Regions from separate parts of the Homo sapiens genome. Here region 1 is linked to region 2. Evidence: chromatin contacts called from ENCODE Hi-C or POLR2A ChIA-PET data. All regions are on one chromosome and are shown on one strand. Each heading gives the region's core, a stretch centred on a gene start or an enhancer-like site at or near the end of the contact. The rest is flanking DNA. Distances are from core to core; before and after follow the strand shown.

Evidence for each region. A loop is a pair of places that touch in the nucleus more often than their neighbours do. ChIA-PET counts read pairs that join two places held with the same protein, here RNA polymerase II (POLR2A). Pooled maps may share reads with other maps.
Region 1: a loop to region 2 is called in a map of mammary epithelial cell, with 4 times the contacts of the local background. The contact joins two enhancer-like sites. A Hi-C loop is called at or near these places in 2 of 168 maps with a recorded cell type or tissue (PC-3 and mammary epithelial cell) and 2 of 50 pooled maps. POLR2A ChIA-PET finds 5 or more read pairs at or near these places in 1 of 52 experiments (activated T-cell).

What each region holds. Positions count from the first base shown.
Region 1 is chr7:48,634,328-48,638,196 of GRCh38, reverse strand. The region is part of intron 59 of ABCA13 (ATP binding cassette subfamily A member 13); the gene reads right to left. Among named protein-coding and RNA genes, the nearest start is that of LINC02838, 72 kb to the left of the region's middle. Within about 2 kb of position 1,641, at least 3 of the 41 ENCODE cell types and tissues checked have a DNase peak (open chromatin) inside an H3K27ac peak, as active enhancers do; they include mammary epithelial cell, where a contact is called at or near this core.
Region 2 is chr7:48,425,911-48,430,068 of GRCh38, reverse strand. ABCA13 (ATP binding cassette subfamily A member 13) reads right to left here. Exons shown (of 62, transcript NM_152701.5): 42 at 2,198-2,303. Among named protein-coding and RNA genes, the nearest start is that of ABCA13, 260 kb to the right of the region's middle. Within about 2 kb of position 2,193, at least 3 of the 41 ENCODE cell types and tissues checked have a DNase peak (open chromatin) inside an H3K27ac peak, as active enhancers do; they include mammary epithelial cell, where a contact is called at or near this core.

The DNA.
Region 1 (3,869 bases), core at 392-2,891, 210 kb before region 2:
TCAATATCAAACTCTTCAGCTTGTCCATGAGGCTCTCCATGATGTAACGAGTGCCTTCCTCTCTGACTTCGCATCTAAGAGTATCCTTCATGCTACCCACAACCAGATCTCCTTTCCTCCATCCATTCAGTACTAATTCAGTGCTCACTTGTGCAAGGCCCTATTCTGGCTGTGAAAGCCCTTCCTGTGTACATGCAGGTGTATGGTGCATCCTTCAATGCCATCAGTTGTTACAGTAGAGCTCCAAGAATACAGGACACATAAACCCTTCTGCCACTGACTCTAACACCCCTGCAGATGCCCAGTTCATATTTAATGGAGTAATGAGTGAATTAAATTCCTTGTCAGACTTTGGTGTAATGAAAACAATATTTCCTTCTTAACTAAACAGCAAAATGCATATCTATTGTTTTTTTCCTTTGTTCTTTAGAGTAACCAAAGGGGATCATTTTAAAGTAAGGAACAATAGCCAAGTCAGTGGGATAAAAAAAAATACATAGCCTCATCTCCAGCATTATATCATTGTCACCAGCTAAACAAACATGATAGAGCGTTTTGTTTCCAAGGTGGTGAGGTGACAGCTATATGACTCAGCCCCTTATGTGGCCTCTTGCATTTTTAATGGTCTCTGAACATTTCCCTTCATTTCAGAAATACCCTAGAGTCTAGATAAACAAAAGATTTTTTTTTCTGTCCTTAGCCACCAAGCTATTCTCACACCAGTCACCTTGAGAGGCCAAGAGAGCTAAAGTAGTCATTGTCTTCTGATTTTCTTTTCTTTCTCTCTCTGTTTTTTTTTTTTTTTTTTTTTTTTTGCTTTATGAACATAATAAAGAAAACACCCCATAGAAGAAGCCATGGCAAGCTACTTTCTGGCTTGATGAGTGCTGCCCATAGAGAAGCTTACAGTACTTCGTGCGTGAGACCTGAGGAGGAAAACACCAGTATTAAAACAGGGAGCCTTCAAAGCCAGCACCCCACTCAGCCACCATCTGTGCAAAGATGGCAGCTTTGTAAGTGTTTACATAAGGAAGGGGGTGCTCTGCTGCAGGCACACAAGCAAACCCTCTCTATTCTGTTTTGCTGCAGTTTTAAGTTTTTGTAGGGACATGGTTCCCTTGGGAGAGTGGATTAAACTTCTTCTGAGTTCATTTTCAAAGGCTTTGCAAATAACCTCTATCGTCTCCAGTCAGATCCCATGTAATACAGCCCTTAAATAAATAATGTAATAATAAGAAAAAATGCATAATTGCCTTAACAGAGAAGAATTGCTTTAAGATTCAACCTCCCTCCCATTGTTAAGAAAAGGCTTTGATAAGCCAGGCTCTGGGTAAGTGACTCTGGGCCGAAATGTGCCTGGAACTTTCCAACTGGATGCCTGAGTAATGACAGCACCCTGGCAGCCAGGGGCACAAGAGGGGAAACAGCTGAGGATGCAGGGAGGGGCCAGGTGGACGGACAGCCCAGGGATTCACAATTACTTCTCTCTTCAGGCCCACATTCAAAAATGTTGGAAAATTACTAAATTCATGGAATTATTGATACATTTGGGTGTATGGTGGCGGGGGTGATAATGTGGCTGGCTCCCCAGGCACTGGAGCACATGCCCAGGCAGGACTGCACAGGCTCAAAAACAGGGCAGGGCACACAGGCCTCTGACTCACCAGGAGTTCATAGAACCCTTGAGACAAGGGTCCTGGACTCCCTGGCATGAAATCAGGCACATTTTCCTAAATCTCCCATGGGCAGGAAAGACCCAAGTGACAGCTGAGTTATGAAAGTGAATCAAGACAGTGAATCTTTTCCATGTTACTCTGGATCCTTTCAAACACTAATTACAAACTAGAGGAGCTATAACATAGAAAGTACTAACTGGGATCTGCTTCTCCACGTTATGGTTGGGGGATGCCTATATGGGAGGCGGCTGACTCCTTGCTTTGTGAACAGTTGTGCTAGAGTGATTGATAAAGTCTTCTCAAAAGGCTGGTGCTTGCCTTTTAATCATTCAAATATGCCTCTGTACACAATAAAATTAATACTATAAATATTTACAATAATGAGAAGAAAGCAGGGGCTGTAAAAAGTCAATATGGATGTTAAAATTGGACTCAAAAACAATAGAACTAGACTCCCTATTTTACGGGCACAGTCACTTTAGGTGCAGGTACAATACCAGCATGAAATAGATATAAATAGATGTCTTTGAAAGCATTTAGCCAAGGCTTCCATCAGGACAGTATGAGGAGTTCTGCAGACTCATTTCCCAGTAAGACTGCTGAAAACTATTTTTTAAAAAACAGTAAAGTCTCCAAAATGCTATTTTTCTGTATACAGCAAGATAAAAAATATAGTTATTCAAGAAAGTCTACTAAAACTGAGTAAGAACAGTAATAGTCTGTGGCATTTAAAACAAGATCTACTCTTCTGCTACCTCCCAGCTCAGGGAAATGGAAACTCCACTCCAGCCTGCTGCATCCAAGAACACAGGGCTCTCTCCCACCTTAGCTCTCTGTAAGTGAGCTGTCTTCCCCTCTCATTCTGGCCCCAGCTACATGTTCATGAGGTTAAGCTGCCAGTGAGTACAGATGAGAGGTGATGGTGCCCTTTTTTTACCCAGCTCTACCTCATTAGACAAAGGCTCATTAGACAGAGGCTTTAAATTAAGAACAGCATTGCCGAGAATATTGGGGTCCCCCTTGTTCTTGCCTCATATCATGGTGTGGGGTTTCCACATGGGAGAAGCAAGCTGAGAGAATCTGAGGTCACTGTCCTCCCTCTCCCATGAGTGTTCAGCTCCTAAAGTGGGAGGGTCATTCAGAAAGAAACATGATGTTGCTCCCATTTCTAGCTCCAGAAATGTGGCTCATATATGTTTCCTTGCCTCTAAAGAAGCAAGCCATAAACAGATAACTGCTAATCTATCCCCAAAGGGACTGTTTTGTTGTTTTAGTTTTTAGGTTTTTTTTTTTTTTTTTTGGCAACAAAATGTGGAGAAGTTCAACCATAAGGGTGTTCTTAATAACTGGAACCTGTGGTGAAAGGCAATTGGGAGATTGATAGATTCATCGGAGATACAGGCTAAACTACAGGCTGTCTAATTTACCAGAGAGAACCAGGGAGACCACTGGAAGGAGCCCTCCCAGTGGCAAATTTGTGATTAAAACAAATCTCAAACACTGATCTCAGGAAGGAGTCCTTTAACACAGCCTAAATTTTATGAGATTTATATGTAGAACAATTTATGCCCATGATATTGTTGAAAACAATACAGCAATGAGTGAATCTTACCAGCTGCGTGTGGGTAAAACAACGAGGCAGAAGCAATCCCAAGTTACTTTATAAAATACTTTGAGATGAATGAAAATGAAGGGACAACATTCCAAAGCTTATGAGACGTAGCTAAAGCAGTGCTTGGAGAAACATTTATAGTAATAATACTTCCATTAACATGTAAGAAAAATTACAAAATAATACTCAACTGTATACCTTAAGAAACTGGAAAAAGAAAAGCAAACTAAACCTAAAGCAAGAAGACAGGAAATAATAAAGTTGGAGTGGACATTGATAAAATCAAGAATATAAAAACAATAGAGAAAAATGAAACTAAAGTTGATTGTGGAAGTTTGGAATGCCATATGGAATATGGCTATGAAAAAAAATCAACAAATGTGATAAATATTTAGCATAATTGACCAAGAAAAAAAGAGAGATGATTCAAATTACTAGTATCAGAAATGAAAGAGAAAGCATTACTGCTGACCTTACAAAAACAAGCCATCCTTGATGGTTTTACTGGTAAACCAAATGTTTTAAGAAATAATACCAATTTTTCACAAACGTGTTTAAAAAATAGAAGTGGAGGAACACTT
Region 2 (4,158 bases), core at 944-3,443:
GATCACCTCTCAACTCATTCTATGAGGTGAAGATAACCATGATAACAGCGCCAAAGACACTGCAAGAAAAGAAAATTGCAGACCAATACCTGCTATAAAGATACAAAAATGCTCCACAAAATACTAGCACAATAAAATCCAGCAATATATGACATGACCGGGTAGAATTTGTCCCAGGAATGCAATGTTGTTTTAACTACCAAAAACCAAAAATATACCATATAAATAAATAAATAAACAAAAAACAAATGATCATCTCAATAGATGCAGAGAAAGCATTTGGCAACATCCAACACCTTTCATGATTAAAAACACTCCACAATTAAGAACAGATAGAAACTTCTTCAACTTCATAAACGGCATTTATGAAAACCTAGTTACCATTCCACTTAACTCACACAATTCCATAATTAGAAATTCTTCCAGCTCTAGAAATAAAATCTGCCCAATTTTAATAATGGACAAAAAATCTGAATATGACTTCTCCAAAGAAAATATACAAGTGGCCATGAAGCCTATGAAAAGATATTCAACATCATTAGCCACCAGTGAAATGTAAATAAAACCCACAATGAGATACACACTAAGGTGTGTGTCACATCCACTAAAGTGTCTGTAATCAAAACAGCAGATAATAACAAGGGTTGGGAGAATGTGGAGAAATTAGAAACTTCATATACTACTGGTGGGAATGTAAGGTGTGATCACTTTAGATGACAGTCTAGCAGTTTCTCAAATGATTGAAACATATGATTCAGCAATTTCACTCCTAGGTATACATGTAAGAGAAAACATATCCACAAAAATTGTGTATATAAATGTTCATAATAGTATATTTGCAATAGTAAAAAACTGGAAACAACCCCAAATGCCCATCAACTGGTGAATGGACAAACAAAAATGTGGTATATTTATACAATGAAATATTTGGTAATCAAAATAAGTTGAGTACTGGCACGCTGTAACATGGATGAACCTCAAAAACATTGTGCTGAGTGAAAGAAGCTAGTCACAGAGGGCCACACATACTATGATTCCATGTATATAAAATGTCCAAAATAGGCACATCTATTAGAGATTGAAAGTACATTAGGGGTTGCCTATGGCTGAAGAGATGGGGATTTTGAGGAGTGATTGCTAAGTGACACCAGTTTTCAGAGTAATGAAAATGGTATAAGGTTGATTGTGGTGATGAATGCAGAACTCTGAAGAAGCTAAAAGCCACTGAATGGTCCCATTTATATGAGTGAATTGTGTGTTATGTGAATTATATCTCAATAAAGCTGTGGGAAATAAAAATATATGCCTAACATAATCATTAGGAGAATGCAAATTAAAACCACAATGAGAAACTACTACACATCTATTTTAATAGCTAAATTATATGTTTTTCAAATCTGATACTACTAAGAGCTGAAGAGGAAGTACAGCAATAGCAATTCCTACAGTTGCTGGTAAGGATGCAATTTGGGAAACATCATAAAAGGTTATAACATATTTAATTCTAGTTACTTATTCATGGGTTCATGTGCCTAGTAGACTGAAATCTCTGAAGGAAAGCTCTTAGATTTATTACCCTCCACATCCCTAGAGCTCAGCTCAGGGATCCTTGCTGAGTTGCTGCTAATAAATATGCCAGGAATTGGACTGAACTGGAGCTTCAGTCACACACCTAGATACCAAATCTGGATTCTGTTCAATCATTAAAGCCTATAAAGGAGGCTGCATACAAAAGCTGAAGCCATGATTTGGTCCCAAAGGGACAGAGGTCGCATGAAGGCAAAGCCCACATCCGGGGCTTTGTTAAACCATGCAAATCCATTACCAGGAGGGTGCCTGCACATAAGAGGCACACCACGCAGGTAGGCCAGATCAGTTTGTTTGTGATGAAGGTAAAATAAGATGAATGATGGTCATTATTCTAACTGTATACATTGAGAAATTTTTTATATACTAAGTCAAGTCCTGAAGAAAAGATAAATGTGTCCCATAAACACACAGTTTTTTTTTTTCAAGCCAGGATAAAACTCAACGTTTTTTTTGCCTCTGACCTGTATTTACTTGCCCCCTCACTATACACTCACATCTCCTCACTAACTTCAGAACCTTGCTATACAACTTTTAAAACAAGGGATGTTGAATAAGGCTGGTGTCATTGTTCCTCCAGCAGAAATGCAGGAAGCCATTCTGTACTTACAGTAGCCAGACAGATGTCCTGTAGGCCTGTGGTTCTGCAGCTCTGACTCAGTCCCCAGGGCAATGTGAGATTTCTTGTTGGAATCTTGCAAAAGCATCAAAAACACCTTTCGGAGAAAAAAAAACGCCATGTATTATTTTATGTTTCTATACACATCGCATTTCTTTTCTTCTGCCTCAATTGCCTAATCCGGTTGTGACAACATATGCCAAACACACCCCATATATTTCATTTAGCCATCCATTTAATTGGCATAACTCTAAGACTACCTAGGTCTCAGCAAAACAGGCTACCCATAGGATGCAAAGATGAATGAAACTTGACTGTGAACTCCCAGACCCTCACGGGCTAGTGGAGGCTGGTCAAATGCATAGGCAGTGGTAGGCAGGGAGGGGACAGATAGCAACACAGTGTATCCAATTCAACTTAAGTTTGTGACTCACTGTACCAGCATCTTAGGAATTCAGAGGTGAATCAGACAATAAAATTGCAATGCTCAGTTTACTTACAGTAGATGGGATCTCATACATAAAAATCCCCATTAAATGTATGCTTTCCATGGGCTATGATATATGATGTCACTAAGGTAGTTAATCAAATAACTTGCTTGAAGTCATTTCTTGGTTAGTAGTGGAGGCAGAAGTCCAACCTCAGTTTATTCAAAGCCAAATACTATGACTAAAGTAGCAAAAATAAGGTGAGAAAGCAGAAGTGCAAGCAGACACAAAGGGAAATGAGGTGGGGTGGAGACATCGAGGGCCTTGAGCTGCACCTGGATCGCTGGCAGGGATTTATGGAGTGATGGAAAGAGAATCTCTAAAATAAACATTGGGCAATTCACGAGAAGCATACAAGTCAAGGAGACATCGCCCTGCAGCAGCACAGTCCTAACTGCTGGAGTTCCACTCTTGGCAAGATGTGGGCCGGCTCTGTCTGCAGGCATAGGACTGCACCACGCAGAGTGTTGGCTGCCTCGTTGTATTAATAAAACAGAGATGATGATCACAGTATTTAAAGTTCAGTAGATGATGGCTGTAAAGTGCCAGGCACAGACTCTGGAAGCATGCAGTAAGTCTTCTATTATTCATGTGGTTAGCCAAGGTTTCCTGAACGTTCTCTGTGGGCCATGCACAAAGCTAGGCACTGTGCATTGCCACTCTCTCCCTTAGCATCATCTGTGCAGGTGCTTCCATCACCCCTTCCTCTGCACGTATCCATAGAGATATTGGTCCCTGGCCCTGGCCCCTCTCCAAGTGACTCCTGCTGGGCCAGCGTCACTGTCCATCCAGCTGGTACCTCCCACCCAATGCCCTGGGTAGTGAAGTCCTATACCTGCATATACAGATCTCAGCCCACACTGAGCACCCTGCCTCACTTCTGATTTCTCTACACAACCTCACCATTCTGATTCCTCTAAACAAGCAAAAAGGGATTGACTGTCTCTAGATGTTCCTGAGGAGCCCCTAACCACAGGGAAAGATGGGGGAAGGCACCAGAAAGAAGAAGCCATGAGCAAGCAAGCCTTCAGGAGAGGCATGCAATATCTCCGCACGTGGTTAATTAGTTTGCATGGAATCCTACTGAGCAAAATCTGCATGAGTAGCACTAGTGAAAGGTCAGATGCAGCTACCTTCATGTGAAAGATAACACTTTGCTGATTCTCAGTAAGACTCCAAGGAAAAGCTGTAAACCTCACTACTATTGCAAATAATAATAAGAAGAAGAATGATTAATAACATTTCTGAGTGTGCGCCAGCCATGTGACCTTGAACACATTATTTTACCACTCTTTAACTTAGTTTCCTCACATGATAAATGGTAATAAATAAGAGGCCGGGCGCGGTGGCTCACGCCTGTAATCCCAGCACTTTGGGAGGCCGAGGCGGGCGGATCACGAGGTCAGGAGATCGAGACCATCCTGGCTAACACAGTGAAACCTCGTCTCTACTAAAAATACAAAA